Linked DNA regions of Mus musculus: all the other regions are linked to region 2. A link is a loop called in an ENCODE intact Hi-C map of the cell type or tissue named here. Cell type or tissue: left cerebral cortex. All regions are shown on one strand. Each heading gives the region's core, and the rest is flanking DNA. Links, peaks and the distances in the headings are about the cores only. Region 1 holds the start of Asb6 (ankyrin repeat and SOCS box-containing 6). Region 2 has its middle 18 kb from the start of Tor1b. Region 3 overlaps Ptpa (protein phosphatase 2 protein activator).

What was found. Hi-C counts contacts between places; a loop is a spot of excess contacts. Peaks named below come from ENCODE experiments on the same cell type or tissue, not always from the same donor. Only the 100,000 strongest peaks of a DNase experiment are listed, where the experiment ranks them.
Region 1: a loop joins it to region 2, with 4 times the contacts of the local background. A loop is called at or near these places in 27 of 42 quality-filtered maps.
Region 3: it touches region 2 in a loop (3-fold over the local background); 23 of 42 quality-filtered maps call a loop at or near these places.

Annotation. Positions count from the first base shown.
Region 1 is chr2:30,823,814-30,833,677 of GRCm38, forward strand. It overlaps Asb6 (ankyrin repeat and SOCS box-containing 6), which reads right to left and starts at 4,487. Exons shown (of 6, transcript NM_133346.2): 1 at 4,261-4,487; 2 at 3,110-3,285; 3 at 1,842-1,948; 4 at 1,639-1,747; 5 at 828-914; 6 at 1-691. The coding sequence starts at 4,373. The coding sequence ends at 27. In left cerebral cortex, for the core only: CTCF peaks have their summits at 4,578 (motif pointing left) and 5,718 (motif pointing left); DNase peaks (open chromatin) are centred at 4,517 and 5,694; H3K4me3 peaks cover 596 bases; H3K27ac peaks cover 482 bases.
Region 2 is chr2:30,929,984-30,939,847 of GRCm38, forward strand. It overlaps a transcript of Ptges not described here. Among named protein-coding and RNA genes, the nearest start is that of Tor1b, 18 kb to the right of the region's middle. In left cerebral cortex, for the core only: a CTCF peak has its summit at 4,296 (motif pointing left); a DNase peak (open chromatin) is centred at 4,281.
Region 3 is chr2:30,436,860-30,446,723 of GRCm38, forward strand. Ptpa (protein phosphatase 2 protein activator) reads left to right here. Exons shown (of 10, transcript NM_138748.5): 6 at 711-810; 7 at 1,370-1,494; 8 at 2,805-2,905; 9 at 6,431-6,538; 10 at 9,518-9,864. The coding sequence ends at 9,595. Among named protein-coding and RNA genes, the nearest start is that of Ptpa, 26 kb to the left of the region's middle. In left cerebral cortex, for the core only: a CTCF peak has its summit at 4,326 (motif pointing right); DNase peaks (open chromatin) are centred at 3,497, 4,162, 4,325 and 5,068; H3K4me3 peaks cover 1,188 bases; H3K27ac peaks cover 3,381 bases.

The sequences.
Region 1 (9,864 bases), core at 3,959-7,958, 100 kb before region 2:
CCCAGATCATTCCACCCTGGGACTTGTCAGCAAGTGTCTTGGGTATCACTGTGTGCACTGAGCAGGTACCACTTGAGCCTGTCGGGCAAGGGCAGTGCTTTGACCTTGGTGTCCACAGGCCACGGTCGCAGGCACAGCCGGATGGACACCCGGCACAGGTGTTTGAGAGGTGGCGGGTAGCTCTCGAGCTGCCTCAGGGAGGCATGAAGGGCCTGGATCTTCCCTGCCAGGCTACCCACTGGGTGGATGTTGAGGTTCTCAGGCAGCTGCAGCCTCTGGGAGCTGGTCACCATGAGGTCCAGCACGGTCTCAGCCTTATGCAGAAGCTCAATGTGGCTGTCGTCCTCGGCACAGCCCGGGTGCGAGCAGAGCCTCTCAAAAACGAGGTTGAAGCCAGACCAACAGGATGCACCGTGCAGGGAGCAGTTGTAGGCGGCTCCGGACTCCAGCAGGAAGCAGAGGAGCGGGAAGTGCAGCTTGAAGCTCTTGAGGCAGATGTGCGTGAGGGACTCATGGGCCGGGCACTCGCTGGGGTCGGCACCGTGGGCCAGCAAGAGCTGCGTGACTTGGAAGCAGAAGCGGTTGATCATCGGGGCCTCCTCCTTGTCCCCACAGACAGTCTCACCGAGCAGGAAGATGATGCAGGTGAATACAGTGTCCCCATCCTTGGTGGTGGCCTTGACGTCTGCCCCTGAAGAGCCATGGGAACAGAAATGAGAGGTGACCAGCAGCCCTTACCAGACAATGGTGTAGATGTGTGTGTGTGTGTGTTGGGGGGGGGGGGTGAGGAGCAGCAGCCACAGCTATGGACAGACAGGGAACCTCACCTCCCTCCAGGAGGAGCCGGATGTTTTCTGTGTTGTGGATCTGCACACCATCGCTGCTGGCCAGGGCGTGAAGTAAAGCTGTCTTCCCTACAAAGAGGAGGGAGGTGAGGCCCAGAGGAGGGTGGAAGCAGGATTCTCAGGCCGAGGGAAGAGCGGCTGGCTTGATTTCATCCACACAAAAACAGGAATAAGAGGGCCAAGCAAGGTTAAGACCCGCCTGCATCCACACACAGACGCTGGGTATACTCACCTCTTAAAGATGCTTCCTGGGGCAGTGTGCAGACAGTGACCACACTCTCTCCAGAGTCGCTGGGTGCTGGACTCAGGCAAATTGCCACCCTCTGCCCGTATGCCAGGTGTGGCCATGCCATCGACTGGGGCCAGCACCCAGGCACTTGGCCTGTCTTTTCTGAACCCTTAACAGGTGTCCAGCCCCAGGGATGGCCAGCCCTCCACCCCAGCACTTAAGTTTTATTATTTTATGTATGAGTGCTTTGCCTGCATGATGTATGTTTGTGTGCGCTATGAGGTCTCGAGATCCCCTGACACTACATTTACAGACAGTTGTGAGCTGCCCTGTGGGTGCTGGGAACTGAGCCGGATCCTCTGCAAGATCAGCAGTGCTCTTTTTTTAAGATTTTTTAAGACACACCAGAAGAGGGCATCAGATCTTGTTACGGGTGGTTGTGAGCCACCATATGGTTGCTGGGATTTGAACTCATGACCTTCAGAAGAGCAGTCAGTGCTTTTACCCGTTGAGCCATCTCTCCAGCCCGCAGCAGTGCTCTTAACCTCTCAGCGTCTCTCTTACCATTCTTGTCAGCTGCATTGACATCTGCTCCAAGATCCAAGAGGCGCTGCAGGCAGGGCAGGCGTTCGGGTTCCTCGCTGGCCAGATCCAAGGGGCTGCTCTCATGGATCTGAGCCAAAGGGGACAGCAGCTATGTTGCCCGGAGCCTGCAAGGCTCCTTGGTAAACTTACCAAACATGCCCAAGCCTGGAGCTGGCCCTTACCCGGTCCCTCCTGTTGATGTCAGCCCCGTGGCGCACCAGCAGCTCAACCATGTCAGGCTGGTTTCTCAGGACAGCAATGTGCAGGGCTGTGTAGTAGGTAACAGGGTCTGAAGGCAAAGAAGTTCAGGTTAGTCTGTTCTTGAAGGTTCGGGACCTAGCCTCAGAGCCTCGCCCCAGCACCCCTTTCTCAGGTGTGTAGATCAAGTCCTTGTGTGTTCCCATAGGCTACAGCATATCTGCCTTGTCCTGGTGTGTTCCCATAGGCTACAGCTTATCTGCATTGTCCTGGTGTGTTCCTGTAGGCTACAGCTCATCTGTATCGGCTCCTTTCTGCTTATTTCCCCCTCAGGGCTGTTCCTGAGGAGAATGCAGTGTGGCTTCATGCTCCAGCTTAGCACAGCCAGCCTTTGTTTTGTTTTGTTTTGTAAAGATTTATTTTATTTATATGGGTGTACTGTAACTGTCCAGAAGAAGACACCAAATCCCATTACAGATGGTTGTGAGCCACCATGTGGTTGCTGGGAATTGAACTCAGGACCTATGGAAGAGCAGTCAGTGCTTTTAACACTCTGAGCCATCTCTCTAGGCCAGCCTTTGTTTTCTTGAGCCAGGGTCCCTACTACCTTGCTCTGGCAGCCCTGACCTTGCTAGGTAGCACAAGGTCGCTAGAGATCCTTCTGCCTCAGCCTTCTGCATGTATCACACAGCCAGGCCCTTTGACCATAATGTGGATGGGTTTTGGAATAACCCCCCCTCCCCAACATCTGTAGCTTGTAGGATTCCCAAGTTCCCTGTAGTCTCTGAGCCTGTTTTCCAATGAAAGGCATGAAGGCCTGTGTGGGGGTCAGCACTGACCCCCACAAGCTCATAGGCAGCCCTACCTGTCTCCTACCTCCTAGGGGTGACAGCCAATGGCAGGACAGGTGGCTGGCCCTTCATCATTCCTGATGCGTAAAGAACCTATGCAGCCTGCTGTAACAGATGCCCAGTGTGGCTTATCTTCCCACCTCTAGGGCCAGAGCAAAACCTGCAGGACAGCTCAGAGCAGAGAAATCACCTGCCCTTAGCTCTGGGCATTGCCAGTGTATTCTCTACATGGTAGAAGGATTGATCTGGAAGATGTGGGAGTAGAGGCGCTAAGAGCCCCCAGAAAGACACCCACAGGAAAAGAACAAGGGAAGTCACCCCAAAGACCGGAGGAAAAGCAGTGGCTGGGCCTGGCTGCCTAGTCCTCCTCACCCCACCCCCATCCTCAGGATGCTGCTGACCTTCGAAATTGAGGTTGGCCCCACTCTGCAGAAGGACAGCAGCTGCCCGGGTCAGGCCCAGCTCAGCCATCTTCAGCAACGCATTGCTCACGCCTTCCTGGTAGAATGGAGAGTGAGCCTTCTGCTCCAGCAGCTCCGTGAGGACCAGGATCCGGCTCTCCTCGCTGGAAGCAGAACTGTGCACCAAGAGGCAGAACAGAGAAAGTGGGAACTCACGGGGGCCAGTGGCCCTAGCCTGTGTGCCCTTTCACAAGCATCCACACAAGCTGCGCATGCTCTGTGGGGCACAACTCTTTCTTGGTCAAAAGCATTAAGTGATTTCAAAGCCATCCTTCAGCATGCTGTCAAAGTGCTGGCTCTGCCCCATCTTCTCTCACACCACCTTGAGGGTAGCCCTAAAGCTCTCACCCTTCCTAGACAAAACTACCTACTAAGTGCATCTTGGGCCTGGACGCTGTTCCATATGTTACCCCAGCTCTGACAACGGCCCAAACACCACCTTCAGAGTCACCTGGCCACGACGCGCCTTACTTGCTCTTCGCCCTAATCTCACCCACCAGACCTCTTGCAACAGGTGGGCCCTAAGATCTGACCAACGCCCGGACACAAAACGCTTATCTGGGGCAGCCCTCCTAAATATGCTGGGCTCCGCCAAAGGAGGGCAGTAGCGCCTTGTTGTGCAGCCCTGCGGCCCCGCCTCCGAGTTCTTAAAAACGCCTGGCACTGCATTTACAGAGTAGGCCGCAGAGGAAAGGGCTGATGTGGTTTAGAAAAGACATCCTTGGTGAGACTGCTAGCTCCTCTGCCCCACCCTACTCTGCATCTCAGACCGCGATGCCGGTCTGGGTGCTCGCTTGTCTCTGTAGCACAAGCACTCCGAAGGCGTAGCGCTCCGAGTACCCAAGGAGGTCTGCACAGGGCACACGGACCACACCGGCTTGCTTCCCCAGAGGCTCTCGGAGAGGCCTGCTGTCTGCCGAAAGTCCGGTCGGCCCCAGCCAGGACGTCTCCAGCATCCATGCACAGGCAGCAGAGGCCCGGGTCTTCTGCCCTACAAGACACTCCGAGCCCGCCTCAGGCTGGAGCTCGAGCTCGCGGCCACGCAGCTCCCACTCCCGCTGCGACAACCACAGAGGACCGCAGCGACTTACTCATCCAGGGGCTCCTGCCGCTCCAGATCCTGGATGCCCAGGGCGCCAAGGATGGCGTCCACTAGGGGCTGGTACTCAAAGATGATCCTGCGGAAGCCGTGCAAGAACGGCATGGCGTCGGCCGCGTGTTCCGACACCCACAGGCCACCACCTCCCGATCTACCGGTTCAGACCCCGCGCCGGTGAGCAATCCTCCCAGGCCCCAGTTCCGCACCGGAAGTTATCCTACCACTCCTACTTCCGGTCCGTGCGGGCCTTTGAGGGAGCATGTGAGTCACACTGCCCCCTGCCGCCGGGGAGGACCTCGCGGCGATCATCACTGTCCGGCTCCGCCCCGCACTGAAATTCCCCGCGAGGCCGCTGAAGGGCGTCTGAGCTCCGACGGGGCATGCGGCCCCGCTACTGACTGGCTCCAATCCGAGGTGACACAGGCCCTATTCGGAGCCTGAACACTACTTTCTGCAGCCTACTTGACTTTGGCCACTCTCTAAGGAAAGGCTGCAACCACCTCAGTTTCTCCACTGTGTAGACCAAGTGGCGTAATGAGGATCTTGCACCCCAACTCTTCCCCACAGACGCTGGGGGCAGTTCCTTATTCTCTGTCCCTTGACGCCTAGCCAAACAGGCTGCCCACTTTTCCCACTTTTCACTGGAGGGACTCTGTGAACCTTCATGTCCTGATCTGGAAAATTGGCATAATATCACTTGCCTAGACCCTGAGCAGGAGGAAGCTTTGACATAGCAGAAAGGACTGTACCAGGTAGCGTCCCCCTACGCAAATTTGAGTGGCTGCAACTTTGAGTCCTGCGGCAAGGCCCTGATGACTCTAAAAAGGTCAGTTATGGGGAGGTGTCAATGGTCCTGAGGCTGCACCATCATAGGTGTAGCTCCAATCCCTTATGGGGGCTTGTGTTCTCTCTGCTTGGCACCTGCCATCTGCCATAGAGTTACTGGCTTGGAACAAAATTTCTTCTTTGTTTTAACCAAGAGCCTTCCTGCCTCCACTTCTCAAGTGTTGGGATGCTAGGCTTGGTTCCAGGATAGCCCAGGACACCAAACCCAGTGGCCAAGGATCTTACACAGAATGGGTACACAGCTCCTCTCATGACCTATTTCAGCTCTATGGGACTCTGCACCCAACAGAGTAAACACCAGGTTGGTCATTGTTTATTGGGTTGTTAAGGGAATAATGGGGAAAAAATCTGTACAGGGGCTGGAGAGATGGCTCAGCAATTAGGAATACTGGCTGCTCTTGCAAAGGACCTAGGTTCTGTTCTTAGCCTGCCAGGACTACATAGTGAGGCTCTATCTCCAAGAGGGGGGAGGAGTCGGGTGGAGGGTGGCAGGTTACTGGAGAGATCTTGATCAGCCCAGGTTCAGCTCCCAACACCCTCATAGTGGCTCACAGCCACCCATAACTCTAGGCCAAGGGGATCTGGTGCCCTCTTCTGGACGCTGTGGGCACAGGCACAAAAGTGATGCACATATGGCCATGCAAGCAAAACATCCCTATTCATGGGGAAAAAAAAAAAAAAGTTCCCCTTTGGGCCTGGGAGTTGGCTCACCGAGCAGAATGCCTCGAGTTCCATACCCAGCACCATGAAGACTGGACATCGTGGCTTCCTGCTTTGGGTCTGTGCCTTTGTCCAGGTCACTTCTCCTTTCCTCAGTGGCTCCAGCACTTGGCTTTGGAGGCTGCCCTGATCCAGAATAGCAGTAGTTTAGCCTCCTGACATCTACAAGACCCTTCTTCCAAATAAGGTCACTTTGAAGGTCCCCAGACTAGAGCTTCAGTGGAACTCAGAGGGCAGAATACAAACCCCATGCAACAGGTGAATCTAGGTGTGGTCCTTCTGGCCTTGGCCTCACCATCTTCCCCTAGCCTAGCCTTTAATGGCTGATCCGTCTCTCCAGCCAGTCTTCACCTCTGACTTGATCACTTGCCTGGCTCTCACAGGCCGAGGTCCAATGAAAGGCATCTTGATGTCACCAGTGTCTGAGAGAAGGGACAGGCAGAGTAAGAAGAACTGGGCTGCTGAGCTGGTTCAGGAGGTGGAGGCTTGCCACCAAGCCCTGTGGCCTGAGTTCAGTCTTTAGGACCCTATGGCAGAGGGAGAGAACAGACACCTACAGGTTGTCCTCTGACCTCTACACACATACAGCACGTGTGGATACATGCATACTTAGTGTAAATACACATAGAACACATGAGAATTAACTTGCATTTATTGGAGCCCTCCTCGGGTCCTAGCACTGGGCTAAGCCCTCTTCACACTGATGCTGTGAAGCCGTTAGATTAAGAGGATTGTTCCTTTTCACAAGCAGGAATGTGGCTCAAGGTTTCAGAGCTGGCCCAAGGAAGCACAGCAGGGTAGACTGTCAGCCAGTCTATCCGACCTCGGTACATATAAGCCACCAGGGACTCACACAGTCCCTTTAGCTTCTCTGGCTTTGGATCTTTAGAGGGTCTAGACTTGCAGGAGGGAGGAACTGACCTTTGCCCTTTCATAGCCCTTAGGCATCTCACAGAGGAGCCAGGCTCCACTGCCAGCCAGTCACCCAGGCTCCTGTCTTTAGAAAGCCCTATGCCCCTTGACCCCTCTTGTCAGCAAGGGGTCCTGTTTCCTCCATCTGCCTTCCATTAAAGTTGTCATTCAGAGCCCCTGCCTTCAGCTCTGACCCTTCCCTCTCTTTTCCTCACCACTGCTCCCTCTGTGCCTGACTAGACAAGCTCCATCCTGGCACCCAACTCCAAAACTTCTCAGCCATGTGAGGGACAAACACAGTCCTTAGACCCTGAAAAGGTCTGTGCATCCTCCTTACTCCCCCAGGGAAGTTTAGGGGTTACACTGAATAATGTACAGAGGTAACCTTAATATATAAAGAACTTCCAAAAATCAATAAAACAGTAAACATTTCCTACAGGATATAGGCACAGGATATGCATAGGTGAATCACAGACGAAAAGTCAACAAGCATGAGAAGAAGTGGCTAGCCTCTCTACCTGTCCATCAATAATGACAACAATGACCTTTAATCCCAACACTCAGGAGGCAGAGACAAGTGAATACTATGTTTTCACATCCATCCTGGACTATATATTGAGTTCCAGGCCAGCCAGAACAATCAAATGAGATTCTATTAAAAAAAAAAAAAAAAGAAAGATCAAAAAAATTCTTTCAATATCTAGAAAGCTGTGTGTGTGTGTGTGTGTGTGTGCGCACACGCGCACATCAGAGACCTTAGGAAGTTGGTTCCTCCAACCATGTAGGTCCTGGGGATTGAACTCAGATCTTCAGCTTGAGCAGCAAGCTCCTTTATCCACTGAGCCATCTCGCTGGCCTACCCTTCTTTGGACTTGTATGGCTTTTTTCTGCAGTGAATATATCCTACAAGAGACCTGAAGCCAGAAAAGAGCTGTGGGTAAGGAGTAGCCTGTGTGCACCTCCTGCATCTGAGGCTGAAGTTTGGTCCAGCTCAGTCAACCTTGTTCCCCTCTCCAGACCCTGTCAAGAAACATCCTCACCAAGGTCACTTCCTCAGTGCTCCTCAACTCCTGGTTCCCCAAGCCAGGAGTGATAACCTTCATTTGACTCAAGGGTGGCAAACAGTCCTGAGCTCTGTGGAGGGAGAAAGGCCTCTAGTATCCACAGTAGCCTTGGCCTGAGGGTGGACTGGTTTCTCATTGATCCTTGGGAAGACAGACAGACTGACAGACATAGATACACATGCGCACACACACATACACACACACACACACACACACATGCTCTTGTTCTTATATCTGCTCAGACTCACATGCACTATCTCACACATGGACGGACATTCTAGGGCATAGGAGTATTCACAATTATTCTCACCTCCTCCACACACACACATACAGGTACACACACCCCGGCTCACTTTCTCAGACACAACATATAATTCATTTTCGTTCACTGGCTCTGTCACCTGGGCCTGGGGAGGGCAGCTGCCAGGACAGGTGGTACCTTGGCCCCATCCCAAGTCCTTCGTGGCTCCCATAGGAGACTGGTCTTTAGCCAGCTGTCCCTCAGAAGGCCCTGGGTGGGCAGCTGGGAGTGGTTCCCCTTTTCGCACCCTGCTTTCCCTCCACATCCTTCCTCAGGGGTTTGTATGTAACTGGAACCTTACTGTCCATCAGGTGAGCTATTTGAAAATCATGGCTGCCACTACAGCACCCACCATGGAGGACGGGTCTGAGCTCAGTCTTTGGGTATGTGTGGGGACTGAGGCGCTGAGCCAATGAGCTCAGCCTATTTCTGAACTGCTGTAATGGTCACCACCCTCTGGTCCACTCCTTTCTGTTCCTACTTCCCGCCCTTATGATGGCCTATGACACTGAGTGGCAGGTTCACTGTAGTTGGTCCTGTTCAGCTCCAGTTTTTTTTTTAAAGATTTATTTATTTATTATATGTAAGTACACTGTAGTTGTCTTCAGACACTCCAGAAGAGGGCATCAGATCTTGTTACAGATGGTTGTGAGCCACCATGTGGTTGCTGGGATTTGAACTTCAGACCTTCGGAAGAGCAGTCGGGTGCTCTTACCCACTGAGCCATCTCACCAGCCCTCAGCTCCAGTTCTAATGCAGGAGACAGAGGGCCCTAATTTATAAGTTCCCTTTGTAGGCTCATAGGGGAAACTGAGGCACTGGGAGCTGACTGAGCTTTCCTACCCATCTCCTGGGACATCTGCCCAGAGCCCCTCTCTAAGGTGAGACACCAGTCTAGCTTCAATTGCTCTACCTTCTAGCCCCTGCAGATGGTCTGTGGTTTGGGGTCACAGTGTGGAGCTCTGGGGTGGTCACTTATAGCTGAGCTGGGCCCAGGCTAGTTCCCTGGTGGGCAGTCTGTGACCATGATGTGTATATTGAGAGGTTGCCCCATGGCATCTTCCGCATCTCCAAACAAAGCACAGGCCTTTAATTCCCCCAGCTGCTGTATCCCCAGGGACCCAGAAGCCCAGGAGAACAGGGATGAAGTACATAGAGTCCCAGGGACCCTGGCCAGGGGACAGCACGGACTGTGGGCCTGGGCTCTGGCTGGCCTTTGCTCAGCTTGAAAGCCTATCCGCCCAAGCAATGGATGCAGCAGGAGATTTGTTAGTTTCCTCTCAGGGTCCTTCAGGGTCTGCCAGATTTGCAGACTGTGACTTCCAGGTCCCTGTGTGGGTAATCAACTGGCAAACATGGCCCAGACCTGTCCCCAAAAGATCTGCCTAAATACCAAGTCACCGCGACCTCTGTGCCATCTGCGCTGTGGTCAGACTGCACAGAGGACTTGAGGCTTACTCCGTTGGTGGCAGATGAGTGGCTCAGAGTCCTGGCCCCAGAGGTTCCCCCATCACAGAGGCTCACTGGTGCCTACTTGGCCTGAAGCTCTGGCAAGCACAGGGTATGGGTGGGTGGGGGGCCTCTCTTAGGAGAGAGCCCTGCTGGCACCCTCTGCCTGCTCAGCAGAGCCTGACCAAGCCTGCCAAGAGCCAGCAAGAGGGCTTGGACCCCTGGAGGTAGGGGAAGGAGGGATGGACAGAAATTGGGGCCAGGGGCACTTGCTCCTGGGAAGACCAGTTATCTGTGCCCTACC
Region 2 (9,864 bases), core at 1,991-5,990:
TCAGCCACCTGAGGGTAGGATTTCAGACCTGGGCCCAGAGACAGACGTACTCCACTGTCTGGCTGAGGAGAGTGCGCTCCTCAGTTGCTCTGTCTGTGGCTTGCACACCTATGCTCCCTTGGGAGTCCTCTGTCCAGGTGTCCTGCTCCCCTGTCTCTCTGCCCCTCCCCGCCCCTCCCCTGTCTCCTCCTCCTAGTTTCTCTTTTCTAAACATAAAACTCATCTTCTAACCAAATTCGCACAGGCACTGATGGGACATGTGGTTTTTAATAGGAGATGGCCATGATTCAGAAAAGGTGGTGGCACACGCCTTTAATCCCAGCACTTGAGATCGGCAGGCGGATTTCTGAGTTCGAGGCCAGCCTGGTCTACAAAGTGAGTTCCAGGACAGCCAGGAAACCCTGTCTCGAAAAGAAAAAAAAAAAAAAAAGAAAAGAAAAAAGAAAAAGAAAGAAAGAAAAGAAAGGAAAGGAAAGCCTGAAACAGATCATCTATCCATTCATGCATCCACCTATCCATTCATACCCACCTGCCCACCCATCTATTCATTCACCTATCCATCCTTTCAAGTACCTCCCACCGACCCATCCATCTACCCATCCATCCATCATCCATCCACCCACCCATCCACCCACTCATCCACCCACTCATCCATCCATCCAGAGGTGGTAGAAGCAGTTTAAAACCGTGAGTTCACTAACCCATAACCCTAGCACTTCAGAGGTGAAAGCAGGAGGATCAAGACTTTGAGTCTAAGAACCTGGAGAATGGCCGGTGATTAAGAGCACTAACTGCTCTTCCAAAGGACCAGAGTTTAAAGTCAGCACCATGTTTTTTTCTTTTCTTTTTTTAAAATAATTTTTAAAGATTTATTTATTATTATATCTAAGTACACTGTAGCTGTCTTCAGATGCACCAGAAGAGGGTGTCAGATCTCATTACAGATGGTTGTGAGCCACCATGTGGTTGCTGGGATTTGAACTCAGGACCTTAAGAAGAGCAGTCGGTGCTCTTAACCACTGAGCCATCTCTCCAGCCCCCAAGTCAGCACCATGTAATTCACAGATACTCCAGCTCTGAGCTCCGCCCACTCTTGGCCAGTGAGTGCCCTGCATTCACCTGGCACACAGCAAAACACCCACAGTTATAAAATAAATACATCTTTTTTAAAAGTACAAAAGAGTTAGAGGCTGGGACCAGAGAGATGCTTCAGTAGTTAAGAACACCTGCTGCTCTTGCTTAGGACCAGGGTTTGATTCCCAGAGCCCCGCACGGCAGCTCACAATGGCCTGTAACTGCAGTTCCAGGGGAATCTGATGGCTCTTCCGGCCTCCTTGGGCTGCTGCCCATGTGTATTGCATATGAACGCATGCAACCACACACACACACACACACACACACACACACACACACACACATGAAAAAAAAGTACATACATAAGAATTTGAGCAGGGCTGGGCATGGTGGCACACGCCTTTAATCCCAGCACTCGGGAGGCAGAGGCAGGCGGATTTCTGAGTTCGAGGCCAGCCTGGTCTACAGAGTGAGTTCCAGGACAGCCAGGGCTACACAGAGAAACCCTATCTCGAAAAACAAAACAAAACAAAACAAAACAAAACAAAAAAGAATCTGAGAGCTGGGCGTGATGGAGCATGTCTTTAATCCCAGCACTTAGGAGGCAGAGACAGGAGGATCTTTGTGAGTGGGTGTCCAGCCTGGTCCATAAAGCAGTTCAAGGATAACCTGAGCTACACAGTGAGACCCCACCTCAAAACAAACAAAAAAAGCAAAAAGCAAGCAAGCAGGGGCTGGTGAGATGGCTCAGTAGTTAAGAGCACTGACTGCTCTTCCAAAGGTCTTGAGTTCAATTCCCAGCAACCACATGGTGGTTCACAACCATCCGTAATGAGATCTGACCCCCTCTTCTGGAGTGTCTAAAGATCGCTACAGTGTACTTACATATAATGAATAAATAAATCTTTACAAAAAAAAAAAAAGAAGACAAGCAAGCAGTTGGCAATGAGGCTCTAACAACATAGTGAGATCTGAAGAGGACTATGTCACACTACAGTGGCAGCTTGCACATATATGACCACAAAGCCCCGCCTCCACAATGACACACTTCCTCCAATGAGGCCACACCTCCTAATAGTGCCACTCCCTACGGCCCAGCATTCAAAGACTTGAATCTATGGGGGCCAAGCTAGTTCAAACCACCACAGGCTCACAGGTTGAACAATGCCCTGGAGCAGCCAAAGCCCACTCCAGAGGGTGGGACTTTTCATAGAGCAAACATGAGTCACAATGGTGGTTCTCTGTCATTGCATGGTTCTTGAGATCCTACAGCCAGAAGTGACATATGGCCTGCTGGGAGACTCACATGTATAAGCCGTCTGTGAAGGACGGCTGGGCCTTGCGGGGAGGGGGCAGTCTTAGTAAATAAGACTCTGTTTGACTTGGATTCTTTGGTTCACCAAGTTCTGAGGCTTCATGCTACACCAGACAAGAACGTTCTGCACTGGAAACTGGACTCACTGTTTCTAAAACCACACGTTTTGTTATTGAAATGATGGTCATGTTAGGTTCCTTAAGCGTCTCCTTCTAAGAATGACAACACCTCTGACAGAAGCTCAGCCTCCTGCTGATGGACCCTGGAAAACCTGCGGGCATGGCAGGCCTGGTACAGGCATGAAGGCCTGAAGGCTCGCGCTGAGCTGAGATACTGGGCTGGAAATGAAGCCACAAAGCTGGGAGGAAATGTTGCTGCTTTTCGTTTTTGTTTTTGTTTTTGTTCCTTGTTACTTTGCTTTTTTTTGCCTTTTTTTATTTTAAGGTTTTAGAGACAAGAGAGAATCACTAGGTAGATTAAACAGATCTCAAGCATACATTACCATGCCTGTTCTATTGACTGATAGTGTGCGTGTCAATGGGGGTGTGTGCACGTGTGTGTCTCTGTGTGAGTGAGTGAGTGTGTGTGTGTGTGTGTGTGTGTGTATAGATAGAAATCGGTTATCTTCCTCAGTTACTTTCCACATTTATTTTTGTTATTGTTGTTGTTGTTAGTAGTAGTAGTAATAATAGTAGTAGTATTTTGGTTTTTTGAGACAGAGTTTCCCTGTTTAACCCTGACTATCCTGAAAGTCTCTTTGTAGACCAGGCTGGCCTGAAACACATAGGTCTGTCTGAGCTCATCTCTTATGTTTCGAGACAAAGTCTCTCATTGAACCTGGAGCTCAGATTGCTGAGTCAGCTAAGCTGTCTGATCCGAGAGCCTCGGGGACTCTCCTTTCTTTATCTCACGCCATGCCGGGAATAGAGGTGCACACTCCTGTCTCTTGCTTCTTGTGTGGGTGCACGGGATCTGAAGTCAGGTCCTCACTTGCAAGGCAAGGACTTTACTGAGGGAGCCATCTCCCCAGGCCCTGTAGACTGATTTATTTATTTTTTTTACATACTACAAACCATTGTTTGATGGGACTGAAGAGGAGGCGCGCCATTAAGAGTCTGTTCTGTCTTGAATGTGCAGGGCCCTGGCTGTCAAAAACCAAGAAGGATTATACACAGCATTCCACACTGTGTTACCATGGGGACAGGCTAATCCCACTACCCCTAGTCTATAGATGAGAAAATGGAGGTTCAGAGAGGTTAAAACAGTTGCCTGGAGTTGCACAGCCATTAGGGACAGAGCGAGGATAGCTAGAGCCTTTGTACCCAGGCACACCAGCAAAATATCTCAGAAGAGCCACCAGCAGTCGCAGCCCTAACAAGTCAGAGCACCTCTGAGTCATTCAGGGAGCAGGACTGGAATGCTATCAACGTCAGGACAGGAGCTGGGATTTTCCTGAACCCCTCGCTGACCTCTCTATTGCTGCATATCAACTGGGTTTGGGGGTTATTTCTAAAGACAAAGGGGAGGTAGTTAATATCTGCCAATGGCTCTGCTTCAGTTGAGGGTTCTTAGCTGTTGTCGTCTATCGGGCAGGACCTGCCACTAATGCTTGCCAATTGTCAGCCTCTCTGGCTTTGGGTAGAAATCTACAATGAATTCCTCCACCCTGCAGAGTCCTAGTCTTTTTTTTTTTTAAGATTTATTTATTTGTTATGTATACAATGTTTTGCCTGTATGTGTGCTTGCATGTCAGTAGAGGGCACTAGATCACATGGCTGTGAGCCACCATGTGGTTGCTGGGAATTGAACTCAGGACTTCTGGAAAAGCAGTCAGTGCTCTTAACCACTGAGCCATCGCTCCTGCCCAGTCCTCTTCTTAACTGTGCCTGCTCTGCCATCTAGTGGTTAGACCTGGGAAGTGCATCACCATTTCTGACCGAACGTGGAAGGGGATGCTTTGAGACCATTCCCTGAACCACAAAAATATTAATAGAGACACTCTTCAGGTTAGAGGCCAGAATAGCCAGACGTCAGCCTTTTCGGGTTGGATTTTTGTGGGAGTTCTGTGGAGTTTGACAGGGTCTCAGGACAAAACAAAGCAAGCAAAACTCAAATCCAACCAATGCAGAAAAAAGCTGTCATCAGAAGCTGCAGCAACAAGGACTGGACACAACCAGACATCAGTGCACACAGGAGCACAAGCACACACATACACACGTCCCCCTTCTGCAGTACAGGGATGGAATCTGGACTCTCTGGACCAGGCTGGTGATCTGGTTCAAAGCTGGAGAAGGCTGTTTGGGGCTTGCACCCCAGGGGCCTCAGCTTTCAAGTGAATAAAAAATGCAGGGGGGAAAAAAAAACCAGCAGGAAGGATCTGAGTTCTTGGGCCCAGGGGAGGACTGGAAGCTGGAGACTGAGTCTGGAAAAGCCTAAGGAGGAAGGGTTCAGGGATGGCGCGGTCAAGCTCCTGCCTTTGGCTCCTCTGCACGTCAGCAACATTCGGTTAGCAGGAAATGGGGCAAGAGCCTTGCATTCAAGTGCTAGCCCAGACAACCAGAGAAAGGTCCTGTCTGTCCCCACCCTTCTCAGTACAATGCTGCCTCAAAGAGTCCCTGCAGCATCGGAGTGTAGTGCTGTAGTGTGTTCTATGACTTTCTGCTCATGCATGGCCCTGGGTCACAGCAGCTGGTCAAAGTCAGCAGTGTCCCCTGAGCCAGGCTGGAGGAAGAAGTCCACAGGCTTTTGCCTGTTCATGTCCACTGCTAAAATCCATTCTGGGAGGTGGGCAGTGCTACTCATGGACCGTCGAAGTTACTAGTCAAGATGGCTAGAGTTTAACTGGGCGGGGTGGCACACGCCTTTAATCCCAGCACTTGGGAGGCAGAGGCAGGCAGATTTCTGAGTTCGAGGCCAGTTTGGTCTACAAAGTGAGTTCCAGGACAGCCAGGGCTATACAGAGAAACCCTGTCTCAAAAAACAAAACAAACCAAACAAACAAACAAAAAAGATGGCTAGAGTTTGTCTGGAGAGATGGCTCAGTGGCTAAAGTATCATTGGCTACACAGGGAGTTGAGAGCTTGTCTGGGCTACTTTGCCTCAAAGCAAACATGCATACACTAACTAACTAACTAACTAATCAGAAATTTGAGCACGCTGTGGTGATGCAAACCTGTAGTTCATGCGTTCCGGGATGAGGCAGAAGAATTTCTGAGAGTTCCAATCAGCCTAAGCTACATAGTAAGACACTATTCTCAAAAACAGTGTGTGTGTGTGTGTGTGTGTGTGTGTGTAAGAGATTTGGGGATGGCTCAATGGATAAAATGCTGGCTTCATAGTCCTGGGTCCTGAGCTTGGATCCCCAGCATAGAAATCTGGACATGACAAGGCCACCCTCTGACAAGCCAGTAAAAGCCAAACAGACAAGCCCACAGGCAAATCTGATGGAGGCCTTCCTGTACTGAGGTTTGTTCCTCCAGATGACTCCAGCTTGGGTCAAGTTAATTCTCACTAACCAGTGTGGTCATTGGTGTCCATTCCGAACTCTCTTCCTATACAGTGTCAAATGCCAAGCACACAAAGCAATAGTGACAGAGAACAGAGCACTGACTGACAGGGGGGGACTGTGAGGGGACAGATGGAGGAGGGACAGCATGACAGAAGGAGGCCACTAGAGAGTGGTCACAGCCATTGTCTTGTGTTAGAAATGATTCTGTTGAGGTGTGGCACTTCAACTAAGCTCAGTCCATTGTCTCAGTTGTATATCAACAAAGCAGTTAGACGGCTCGTCTACAACCAGCAAGCCTTAGAGGCACAGGTGTGGTGCAGACCCACCATCCCAGCGTTTGGGAGGTGGAGGCAGAAGGATCAGAAAACTAAGGTCACCCTCTGCTACACACTGGGTTCAAGGCTAGGGTACCTGAGATGTGTCAAACAAACCAACTGGAAAGATTCTATAGAAACAAACCTCAGCAGGGACTTGCATTTGCCACTAAAGTGACAGTTAGATCCCCAGAGCCCACAAGATAGAAAAGTCTTTTATTATAAAGGGGATATGTTAGAGCGCCTGCAGGCGGTTATCTGACTAGTCTGTAAAATGAATTATTATTATTATTATTATTCATTTATTTATTTGTTGGTTTTTCAAGACAGGGTTTCTCTGTGTAGTCCTGGCTGTCCTGGAACTCACTTTAGTAGACCAGGCTGGCCTCGAACTCAGAAATCTGCCTGCCTCTGCCTCCCGAGTGCTGGGATTAAAGGCGTGCGCCACCACGCCCAGCAAAATGAATTATTTTAACATAAATATAATTGTTGAATTAATCTGGTGGCTGTGTCATTATCCTAGCTGGTTCCCAATAACTACACAGAGAGAGCAAGATTCATTTTAAAGCCTCAGCTCAATACCTGGGCAGTCTAATAATTCATATTAATCCCTAAGCTAATCTGGGCACCTCTCAGCCACATTTCCATGGTCTTTTATTATTTTATTATAATAAAATTGTATTATGTTATTATTTTATTTCTATTGGTTTGGCTCTTTGGGATTCAGGTGTGTTTCCATGGACTTCCTCCAGAGCCCCTCCTCATGGCTTCAAAACCCAACCCATCCTCCCCGCCTCTCTTTCCCCTGGCTGGCGGAAGTCCCACCCACCCTATTCTCTCTCTGCCAAGTCACTGGGTGATCAGCATTTATTGACAAGACGGAGAATAAATGTTAAGAATTGTTTACACTCCTCCTTAGAATAGGGAACAAAATACCTATGGAAGGAGTTACAGAGACAAAGTTTGGAGCTAAGATGAAAGGATGGACCATCCAGAGATTACCCCACCTGGGGATCCATCCCATAATCAGCCACCAAACCCAGACACTATTGCACATGCCAGCAAGATTTTGCTGACAGGACCCTGGTATAGCTGTCTCCTGTGAGGCTATGCCAGTGCCTGGCAAATACAGAAGTGGATGCTCACAGTCAACTATTGGATGGAACACAGGGCCCCCAATGGAGGAGCTAGAGAAAGTACCCAAGGAGCTGAAGGGGTCTGCAACCCTATAGGTGGAACAATATGAACTAACCAGTACCCCCAGAGCTTGTGTCTCTAGCTGCATATGTAGCAGAAGATGGCCTAGTCGACCATCACTGGAAAGAGAGGCCCATTGGACTTGCAAACTTTATATGCCCCAGTACAGGGGAACGCCAGGGCCAAGAAGTGGGAGTGGGTGGGTAGGGGAGCAGGGCGGGGGGAGGGTATAGGGAACTTTCAGGATAGCGTTTGAAATGTAAATAAAGAAAATATCTAATAATAATAAAAAAAGAATTGTTTACACAAACTTGAGACAGTAGATTCTTGGTATAAGCAGCACAATGCTGTGCCGGGACTGAAACAGGATGTGAGGACAGACAATCAGCGTTTGCATAACACAAGAATAATCTTTACTCAGTGCACAACACTATGCCTACACTAGTCCAACAATGGCCGTTCACCAACACAACGTCCAAGAATCCATCAGTTGTTCAGTCCATGGGGGAAACGGAAACGGACGTGGCAGTGAGAGCGAGGGCAAACAGCAAAGAGCCAGTTTCCTGCTTCCATGTCCTTTGAATAGACTGCCAACAGAAGGTGTGGCCCAGATTTAAGGTGGTTCTCCCCACCTCAAACTATCCAATCAAGGAAAGTCCCTGACAGGTATACTCAGCAGCCTGGGTTTTAGTTAACTCCATATGTAGTCATGTTGACAAGCAAGAACAGCCATCACAAAAGGGAAAATGAACTCCCAAAAGCTGTCCTCTAACCTCCACACTTGCACTGTGACATACACGCACACCCATACATATACACAATAAAGTAAATAAATGTAATTTTTTGTTTGTTTGTCTGTAGCTCTGGTTGATCTGGAACTCATGATGTAGACCAGCCTGTTGTCGTCCTCATAGAGGTTCTCCTACTTCTGCATTCCAAGTGTTAGGATTAAAGGCATGTGCCACCACATTTGGCCAAATGTAATTAAAAGAAGAAAAAAAATGGGAGCTGGAAAGATGGCTGAGCAGTTCAGAGCGCTTGTTTGTCTGCCAAATGTTCTCCCCACTGTGTAAAGTTTACCCTTGCATTATCTCACATGCTGATCTCTCTATCCCACTACCTGGTTTCCACGTGGCTGTGGCTTCTTTATGTTATCCTTAGATGCTCCTGTCCCAAGTTTGCTTAAACATTGCTCCTCATTCATTCGTTCTCTGCCCTGCCAATAAAAGCCAAGGAGCCAATATAGAGCTTTAGAGAGAATAAGGTGGGACTCCCGTTTCTAGGAGGGGTGGAGAAAGGGACAGGAAGGAAGGAGGGGAGCCATGAGGACAGGTCCAGGAAGCCTCAGGAGAAGAGAGCAAAAAGGATGGGAAAACTGCAAGTAAGATGGGAATGTGGTCTGGGAGGAAGCCTGGCTGCCTGGGAGGTTTAGAATGGAGCAATCATTGCTCAGTTCAAGGCTATAGCCTCCCCCAGCCTTGAGCAGGCCGACTCAGACCTGTTCTGCAGCTGTGAATGAGACCATGGAGGGTGGAGTCTTCCGACCCAGGTCTATTGTTCTGCCACCTGTGTTCTTCTCCAAGATGCCCCACTGAGAGGCTGAACCTGTCTTCCTGAGATATTCCTGAGTTAAGCTGACAACCTGTTGATTGGACCTAGTGCTAACAGCTCTGGCAGACCAAGTGCTAACAACTTGGCAGCAAAGCATCAAGAAGCCTGGCGTGGCAGGGGATGGGCCTCCCTCCTTTATAAGCACAGACTCTTAGTAAACATTGGGCCTGGATCAGAAATTTTGTCTTGGTCTCGTTATTTCTCTCGCTGTTTCCTCCCATACAGCTCCAGCCTCCGGCTATACAAGGCAATTAAACTTAAAATGTTTAATTTTAAAAATAAATAAATAAATAAATAAATATACAGAGTGAGTTTCAGGACAGCCAGAGCTACACAGAGAAACTCTGTCTTGAAAAACCTAAATAAATAAATAAATAAATAAATAAATAAAATAATCATTCAATACTTGTTGCTTTTGTAGAGAACCTGGGTTCAGTTCCCAGCACCCACATGGCAGTTCACAACCACCTGTAACTTCAGTTCTAGGAGACCTGACTGTTAGGGTCTAGGTAAAATGTTGAGGCCTAGATAGCTGCTGCCTGCCTAGCCTGCCATTTTGTGCTGTTACCAATGGTATAAGCAAACCTTCCCATGTGCTGTTATTAGGAAGCTTTCTCATGTACTGTTACTAGGAGACTTTCTCATGCCTGAATGAATTGCAGATTCTGTGATGTGCTGGGCTTTGGTGATCTTGGGATCCAATCACGTAGAGGTCAGCTGGAACTGCTTTGTATAGTTAGCCGCAGTAAGCTTGGACCTGAACCGACCTCGCCTCAGCACTTCCTGCCCTGTGTGTGAGCTTTTATGGTTGTTCATAAGCTGCCCCTGGGATGGACCCAGCATAA
Region 3 (9,864 bases), core at 2,098-6,097, 490 kb before region 2:
TAGCCAGTGCTCTGTGCAGAGCTGACTGCTGCTGGGTATGACTAGGAGAGGAGGGTCCTCCTCCCTCGTGATCCCTCATCAGGGCTCACGCAAGCTCTTAGCATGGCTGTTCACATCCATCTGGTCAGAGCCGCCTTCTGTGCCCTCTGCTGGAGGCACACTGACTACTTACTGTGGCCTTTGTGTGCTGTTGCTTCTGGCTAAAATGATTTCCTACTCTCCTTTGTGCTGGCCACCTCCCGTTCCTCTTTTATTTTAAACATTATTTCCTTAGGAGAAAACCTTGAACTCTGAAATTAGGGTCCCCCTAGGATGTGCCTCAGTTACCCACTTGTCTCCCAAATAGCTAAACTCAAAGTAGTAACTATATATTTAATATTTAATGTCTGTGGTCTCTGACTAATCATGAGCTCTTTGAGGCAAGGACTCATTTGTTACTGGGATCCAGCATGGACAGTGTCTGCCCAAATAGTAGGTGCTCAATAAGCTGGGGTTTCTAATTGGTCAAACCCATAAAGTAAGGTGCAGGTGCCTGTGCAGGAAGTCGCCTCAGGCCCCTCAGGAAGAGTGCCAGTGCTTGTGCTTGTTGAAAGGCTCAGGTCTTCTGGACTGGGAGGAGGTCTCTACCTCAGTATGGGCCTTCCTGCTCAAGGGAGTTGGGTGCGGGGGGCCTTCTAGAAGATGTCAGCTTGGGCCATTTTCTTCCCCAGGGCATGAGGCTGCCTTTGCTGCTTTCCTCTGTTGTCTCTGCAAGATTGGTGTACTCCGGGTGGACGACCAGGTGGCTATTGTCTTCAAGGTGTTTGATAGGTGAGTCACCGTGGAGTGGAGGAGATGGCATGTGGTTCCTGGTGTTCATCACATACAGGCGCTGTTCTGAGGCTAATTTATACAACCTTATGCAGTAACACTGCCTGCCTCTTATAGAAGAGGAAACAGCCAGGCATCTGCTGACATCATAGTCCACCAAAGACTGTGGACCTCTCTGGGTGGCACAGGTGTACAGGGACCTGCTCTGAGCTGGGCAGCCCCTAGGGCACACTGCTGTCCTGGTGTTGGCACACCTCCAGTTCTGCAGGTGACCCATGTGCACAGCTTGTGATTTCTGACACCAGGGACCTCACCCGCTTTCCCGTGGCACCTGAAACTAGAGAGAGGGACCCCTGCCCAGGCTGTGACAGGCTGCCAGGGTTGATGACACTGAGCCTGGTCTCCATGTGCTGTTTTGTCCCTCTCCCTGACAGAAGACGTCTGAGGGGAGAGGAAAGCCTGTTGGCTCTTTCAGCCTCACATTCTCCGTACCCTTTGTGTGCTGAAGAAATGTCATTCTCACCTTTCTCTCTCCTTTCTCCCTGCCCCTTCAACACAGGTATCTTGAGGTTATGCGGAAGTTGCAGAAGACATACAGGATGGAGCCTGCAGGCAGCCAGGGCGTATGGGGTCTGGATGACTTCCAGTTCCTGCCCTTCATCTGGGGCAGCTCACAGCTCATAGGTACTAGTGAGTGGTCACATCTCCACCTCGTACCCAATGGGTGCAGCTGTGTTCCCCTCCTGCCCAGGACACACAATGACAGCTTGTTGAGCAGGACATTAGACCAGCTTAGCCCAGCTAGTGATGGAGGTTATGTACTGTGGACCTAATGCTGTGAGCCAGTGTGGCCAGCTAGAGGAGGTAAGGGTGGGATGCCACCAAGAGAGCAGGAAGTGGGGAAGCAGGAACCAGGGCCGCATGGCCTGCTGCAGGACAGACAGGTGAGTGCATGGCCTGCTGCAGGACAGACAGACAGGTGAGTGCATGGCCTGCTGCAGGACAGACAGACAGGTGAGTGCATGGCCTGCTGCAGGACAGACAGGTGAGTGCATGGCCTGCTGTAGGACAGACAGGTGAGTGCATCCGGCTCCTGCTCCTGGCAGCAGCTGTGGGCTTGACAATGAAAACTAGGGCCTCTTGTGATTTGTGATCATCAGTGTCATTCAGTTAGGATGGAACTCTGTGCAGGGTGTGTGTGTGTGTGTGTGTGTGTGTTTAGGCGAGTTGCTGCCAAGTGCTGAGTCCTGTGTGCTTCCCAGTCTGCTCTATCTGCTCCTTACAGAAGAGGATTATCCAGGCATGATCAGCATCTTGGGATCTGCCATTGGACAGGGTTGCTGGTCACTTTAGTTCCATGAAGAGTGAACTGCTGCTAACTAGTACTCACAGATACCTAATAAATAGCTGAGAACTTGCCATCCTAGCCACTTTAACCACAGTCTTCTCAGACACTGCAGAGGATACCTAGCACTGTGGTGTGTGCTTCCACACCATGATGCCTTTCTGACACAGCGAATGTGTGGTTAGCTCCACTAGAGGGACTTTTATTTTTCCTGGCTAGCCTGGAACTCACCTATCTCTGTATGTTGGCAGTAAAGGTATCTATCACCACACCCAGCTGAGGTAACTTTTAAGGTAGGTAATGGTGCTTAAACAGCAGAGGTTGGTGCTGCTGACAAACCAGGTGCAGAGCTGTTGTCATGGTTACAGGATGCTCAGGTGTGTTTGTCATCTCTGCTGATTGGTAGCACATCAGGTTTGTGTGCACCCTTATCACCACGGGTACATGCATGGTGACTAACTGTGTACAGTGAGCAAGCGCCTCGCTAGGTGACAAGGATTTCTCAGTCCCATTGTGATCTTTGTGCAGAGACTCTACCATAGCTCTGTGCTACCATGCCATCTCAATAGTTGTAAACTGTCTGAGGTAGGCACCTTGTGCTCAGGCTGGGTCAGGGCTGTTCTGAAGCCCAGGCCTCTACTTTTCCCAGACCACCCCCACCTGGAGCCCAGACATTTCGTGGATGAGAAGGCGGTGAGCGAGAACCACAAGGACTACATGTTTCTCCAGTGCATCCTGTTCATCACTGAGGTGAGAGCCATGCCAGCCTCTGTTAGGCAGCCTTGGCAACTGGGCCCTCTTGCCCAGCCGCCAGCCTTCTTCCAGAACCAGGAGGACTCTCATTGTTAGGTTTGAGTTGGAGCTTTACTCTGCTGCCCAAGCTGGCCTTAAATTCATGACAGTCTTCCTGCTTCCGCCTCCGACTGCTTGGGATTAGAAAATCAGCCACCATACTCAGCTCCCATGGGGTTCTTGGGCTGAGGGGTTAAATTGTAGTTGTTAGTTAGACTTGGTGACCCGCAGCAGGCCTAAGAGGGTGCCATGCAATGTGTTAGGGTGCAATCAAGTTAGAGGTTATGGACTCAGGTTGAAATCCCTAGAGGAGCTGCAGTGCTGGGAGTAGTTCTGTCTCTCTGTACCTCAGCAGTGTTCGAGAGGTGAAAACAAGCAGCCTGTGGTGGCAGTCACTGGGTCCAACATCACCTGTGGTGGCAGTCACTGGGCCCATACTACTCAGCACATTCCCTAACTGGAAGTACTTGTCTCACCGAGGCAGGATTCCCTACAGTATAGTGCTGGAACACTCCCCAAGGTAGCCCACGGACTCTGAAAACTCTTGGCTTTGGGCCCATGTCAGCTTTCCCTCTCAGAATCTTGTGGACAAGAGCCAGGAGCTCATCAAGGGACCCAGAGTCTCAGGGCCTTGATTCTGGGAGGTGTTAGAACTTGTCATTCTCTCTGCCTATACCTATCAAGTCTCACCCCAAGTTCACAGGGTCCTGGCTTCTCTTTCTGTGCCTCCTGCATGTTTGCCCTGTGGAATTACATGTGGTCTCCCGACTGGATGCTACTCTCTTGGCTCCCTGTTCTGAGCCTCTGAGCAGGGAAAAGCCTGGTTAGCAGCCTTGACTCTAGGTTCTTTCTGGTCAGCATTTGCCTCAGGGTTGTGCCAAGCTCCAGGGGCCAGAGGGGAATGACACATTTTTTTCCAAGTCAGCAAATGGAGCAGGGACTGACGGCTGGGCGGCCACTACTTGGTTCTTGGAGATAATGCTGCCTTCAGCAGTGTGGCAGGCTCAAGGTCAGAAGGACTGGGGGCAGCCTGGCTCACTGCCTTGAAAGATAGCTTTGCAGGACTTGAGCGTGCAGCGAGGGGCTAGGGAGGATCTAGGGTGAGAGCTAGGGCTGAATGGGAAGGAGCTTCAGATTCTGCAGAGCTTGCTGCTTGAGGCCAAAGCCTGAGCTGTTACTGCTTCCTCTGGCGGCTGGCCAAGCCCCTTGCGTCCCTGTCAATAATTCTAACAAGGAGGCTAGCGAGACTGGGCTTCAGGGACTGGAGATCGATGGATTCCATGCTAAGATTTAGTGTGTGTGTTTGTTTCGGCTGATATAAAACCCCAAAACCTTTTCCAAAGTTTGGAATGGAGGACCCCATAGACGGTAGTCCAAATAACCACAAGGAGGCGCTAAAGTGCACTGAACTCTGGTGGCTTCAGTAACAGAGGTAGGAAGTGGGAGGGGAGCTTTTTAGTGGTTGTGCACCTTCTCTGCTAGGCTTGGTTTTCTCTTGGTTCCAGGCTCTTGGGTCAGTCAAGCTCTGGTTGGTTGCTAGGCACTGTGGTGGCAAGGGCATGCTGCCTGCCTGGGTTGGGCAGTTGTAGCGCTCTGCTGCTGCTGCTGTTCACAGATAGACAGCTAAACAGACAGAGAAATGGATACAGATGTATAGATATTCCCCACCCCTACTTGATGAAGTTGGCAGTTTTTACTTATAACCCCCATCAGGAAGTGAGCAGTCTCACCCAGAGGGCACAGAAGCCTACAGGGTGTTCAGGGCTTTTGGTCAGGGAGACCTGCAGTCTTTACTGCTCAAACAAAACCCAAGGAAGTTGGGAAGGAAACCACTTCTCTTTGCTGGGTCTTGTGTCAGGACCGCTTTGCTAGTAGTACTGGATGTGACAGCGGAGGAAGCCCACCTTGCGGGGCTCCAACTGCTTCAGGAAATGTAGCCCTGGCGCCTTTAAGAGCCAAGGGCAGGCAGGAAAAGAATTTCAGTTTCAATCTGGCTTCTAAATTTGGAGTTTTGGGAAGGGAGGGATCAGATTTCAGCTGGAAGGGAAGGAGCTGACAGGAAGGCGCTGTGCTGAGCCTCCCCCACCCTGCCCATCCCCCCAGTTACTGACAGAGGAACCATTTACAAAAGGCCGATTCTCTGGGGAGTGGAGAGGCAGGAACGCAGCGTCTGTGAGTAATTTCCTGCTCAATATGGCTGCTCTGACTCACACGATTCCCCTGGGGTCACTGCGGGACTGCAGTTGCTTGCTTGTTCTCGCTCTTTCTCTTCTCCCTTTGTGGCTAGAATGAGCTGATTTTTTGGGGGCGTCTTCTCACCCCCAATTTCTTTTCTCCCTCATTTTTTTTCCTTTCTCTTGAGTCGCAGAACCTCCTTCTGAAGGACTTGGGACCTGAGGCCCTGAAGGCCTTGAGGGTGAAGTGGCCTCTCTAGGGACATAACTGAGCTACACAACTTGGGCCTGCCTCTAGCTCTGCAGCCTGCCAGACAGCCCGTTTTGAATGTCCCTTGTTAGTGAGCAAGGCTGGTCCCCCAGGCAGGGTCCTTGCTGAGCCAGCCTGGAGCACCTGCTGTGAGACAAAGCAGGTGGTCATTCACTCAGGGGTCTGTAGGGGACCCTGTTTCATAGTTCCAGCCTGCAAGTGTGCAGAATTGGGGCAAGGAAGTAGAGAGATTGACGGTGGAGTCTTTGCAGGAGTGTTGGGATACATCTCGGAAGCTGAGGGCACTGTAAACTTTGCCAGGCTCACAGAGCCTTTCAGAGTCTTTCTGTGTAGTATGGGGCTGTCCTCTGAGCCCTGTTCCCCAAAATAAATGCTGCCTGTAACCTGGGGAGGGAGTGAGGAGGGCGTGCCAGGCTGCATGGCTAGTAAATACAAATGGACTGGCCTTGCACTCTCACTGGCAGGATGCACTTGGGACATAGGCTTCCCTATTCCTGTGCCCCAGCCGAGGCTCTGATGCCCCGGGACTGCACTGGACTGCAGTAGTGCTCTGCCTTCCTGCAGTCAGAGTTTGAGCACTGATGGACTATCCATGTGCCTGCTCGTCTTGTTGCTGTGGCTTTTTCTGCCCTACTCTTGACCTTGTTAAACAAACTTCCCTCCTGTACTGATCTGGAGCCTCCCTCTATCTCTGTCTCTGTCTCAGAGGACCAGATCCATCAGGGCCTGTCCACAGCCCCTTTCCTGTCCTCCAGGCAGGTCTAGACCACGCACCTACAGTGTGTCTGCATAGGAACACATTCTACTTTCTTAGGGTAGGGATGGTCTCTTCCTGGGTTGCTAAATTTGATAGACATTGGGATGGAGCCTCTGTTTTGTCTGTGTGAAAGAGGTAAGCAGAGGCTGTAGATGAGAGAAGTTCTGTTTTTTCAACAGGCCTTGTAGGTCAAGGCTGTGGTGTGTGTGTGCGTGCATGTGCGTGTCTGTGTGTGTGCACGCCTGCATACTGCCTCTCTAGTTCCTGGACTTCTTTTCCAGATGAAGACTGGCCCCTTTGCGGAACACTCCAACCAGCTGTGGAACATCAGTGCTGTCCCCTCCTGGTCTAAAGTGAACCAGGGCCTCATTCGAATGTATAAGGCAGAGGTGAGTGGGGGCTGGCCATCCTGCCTGCCCCTGATGGCGCTTGGTCCTGAGGGTGAGCTCATGACTTCTGATTCTTCATCACATTGTTTGCTCGGGCTCTGAGGCCAGCTGTCTGAAACTTGGGGACCTCAGAACCTGATGGATGGGCAGAGGCCCAGCTGATTTCTTCATAGCTTAGGGATTAAAACAGCCTAAGCTGCTGGAGAGGTTAGGGGCTCTCTTTGTACCTGTCAAATGGCCTGAGGCCTCTCAATAGCTTTAGTGTTTCCCAAAGTGACTAGGACATCAAGCATGGGAAATGGAGTAGGTGGTCTTTTCTGCTTCCAGCTCACGACTCTGCTGCTGGGAAGGACCTTGGGCTGGGTCCCCCTGCTGTAAGGTGCCTGCTTTCCTAGGGCGTCCCGTACTCTCCACAGAAAGAGGGAGAACATCTTTCTACCTGGCCCCTCCAGTATCTGAAGCTACTTGACTGGCCTTTTTGTGCAGTGCCTCTTGGGCCATGAGACCCAAACATGTCTCCCCCCACCCCAGCCCACCCCACCTCCCACCCCAGCGCTGGTACTCACAACCTCAGTGTTGCCCTGGAGCAGCCCCTCTCTGATTCTTGACCATTATCCCATCTCTTATGAGAGCCCAGAGCTCACCCCATCTATCATCAGAGGAGGGACACCGAGGAAGGGTCAGCTGGCTTTGGTAGTAAAGATGCTTCCCACTGGCCTCGAAGGGGTTAATAGAACATGGTCTGCCAAGCTTGGGCTTGGGCCTGGCCAGCTTTTTCTGTTCTTTCCTGGATCCTCTTTCTCTAGACTTCACATCCTGTGTTTAGGCTTCAGCCCACATCCCTCTCTCATCTGGGGGGCCATTCCAGACCTCTTCCTGCTCTGCAGGCCAGCTCTAGTGCCCCGGCGTTCCCTTGGTCCTGTCTCCTCGGCCTTACTTCTGGTTTCTAGCAGGAAACACAGGGAAGACTGTCCTGCTGCTGGAATGTCAGCATGGAGGTATATGTCACCCCATGTCTCCAAACCTGGATTGATTCAGCCTTCTAAGAGGAAGGCCAGCTACCCTGCCCCCCACCCACCCCTGACCCTGTCCCCCTTTCAGAGGCAGAAGCTCTGCAGGCTGAGGGAGGAGCAGATAAGGTACAAGATGGTGGTGTTACAACACACAGGCCTTGGAAGCCACCACCTAAACCTTAAGTCCTAAATGCTAGGTGTCCCTGCAGTTATTGACTGACAGGATGTGTTGTGTGACTAAAGACTGGACAGGTGCATCTCACTGGGTGTATGCAGTAAGTGGGAGCTGACCCTCCCCTTGCCAGGATGGATTTGTAGGGTAATTCTGCAACTTGTTGACAGGCATGAGCATGAGGCTTTGTAGCACCTAGTTCTTTTTTGTTTTGTTTTTGGAGACAGGGTTTCTCTGTATAACCCTGGCTGTCCTGGAACTCACTTTGTAGACCAGGCTGTCCTCGAACTCAGAAATCTACCTGCTTCTGCCTCCGGAGTGCTGGGATTAAAGGCGTGCGCCACCACCTCTAGGTGGTATACCCAGTTCATACTGGTGCTCTTAAGCTCTAGTCCCTGGGAATAGGGCCCAGGAGAGGCCCAGTGCTCCATCCGCTGGGAAGACCCCTGAGCTGCCAATAGGGGTCTGCTCAGGCCTGGCATTAAGCAGCCTCAGGATATGCAATTAGCTGTCAAGTTCCCTGACCTGATTTTTTGAAGAGAAGTATCAGGGGCTTTCTGGGCCTTGTATGATGGGGCTATTTCTATAAGGAAGGCTATCACCGTATCTGGACTTATTTTCTCCAACTACCCAGCCTGGACTCTGCTGGGCCAGGAGGTGCCACGTTTCTAAAGCCCAGGTTCAGTTGCTGGGCAGAATTGCTGGGAGCAAAGCCCCCTTAGGTGCTTCAGCTGCCCTGGGGCCTTGGACTTCCTCCACCCCACACGCCCCCCCCAGCAGCTTCTTACCAACTTTGCTCCTGCTGGCCCTGTGGGCCCTTCCCCCACTTGCCTTTCTGGCTTTTCTTCTGGGAGAGCCTAAAGCAGGTTGACCTTTGACCCTTTCTGGAATTCAGGGGGGTGGGGGGGCCTTCCAAACTCCCACCGCTTCCTGATGACATAAGCACTGTGGCAGCTGCCTTGCCTCAGGCCTGGACATGCTGCTCCTCCCTCCCCCAGGACAGACTGCACCTCCTTCTTCATGCTTGCTTTGCTGAGGCCTAGCTCTAAGCTAGAGCTCAGTCTCTGTGGTCTACTTGCTCCTCTGTGTGCCCCTCCCACTTCTGAAGCTGCTGTCTGGGGTAAGGGAAGGTGAGCCACCAGGTTCGTCCTTTGACACAGCTAGAGCTAGGCTCTCACCTCAATAGCCTACAGGTCACCTCAATAGCCTACACCCCCGGCTTGTTTAGGAGGAGGCCAGGCCAGCCTCACATTCTGCCTGGAGCTACTGCCTGGGAGACAGAGCAAGCCAGTAACAGGCAAAGCTAGAGCCTGTGGGCCTGGGCTCAGGGAGCCACGAGCCACGAGCTCCATAGAGGCTGCTGCCAAGGTAGGGCAGGAGTGTCAGCCCACTCCTGTTGTCTCACTCTGAAGAGTCAAGATGTCTTTGAGGCCAAAGACTACAGAAAGTAGGCCCTAGCCTCTTCTCAGTTGTGTTCAGATGTCCCTATACTGCTAGGGTCAGGATTCGGGTGGGGGTGGGGGGACCTTTGTCATTTCTTATGGCTCATCCCTTCTGGGTCAAGTGATGTCTCTTAGCTGCCTGTCTTGGCTTCTGCTGAGTATGGGTGCCTTTGAGTGGGAGGTGGGGATGAGGTGAACGAGATCACCTTCCTCCTAGGCCGGGGGCTGCTCTCCAGCACAGGTGGATTCCCGTGGAGGTGGCTGCAGTTGGAAACCTCATGTTTGTCTGGGTTACTGGGGATGCAGGAGGCGAGACAGGCCTCACCTCCCTGGTTTTCCCCTCCTTTCTCAGTGCCTGGAGAAGTTCCCTGTGATCCAGCACTTCAAGTTCGGGAGCCTGCTGCCCATCCATCCCGTCACATCAGGCTAGGAGAGGCTGAACTACCAGAGCCACCCTGGCCAGGTTCCTGTGCTCTCTGTGACCCAGCACCCCTCCCGCCCACCTTCTGTTCTTTCTGTTTGATGAGAGGCTGTTTACTGAGATGGGTGCTAAGCAGGGCCTGAGTTGGGGGAATTGACCACAGTGTGCCCAGTTTTTGACTGTCCTCCGTCTGGTGGCCGAGTAAGAAGAGAGGGGCCTGGACGTGGTCCCCGGCCCTGCCCATCCCTGTGCTCCTGCTTCCTCCCACGGTCAGGCCC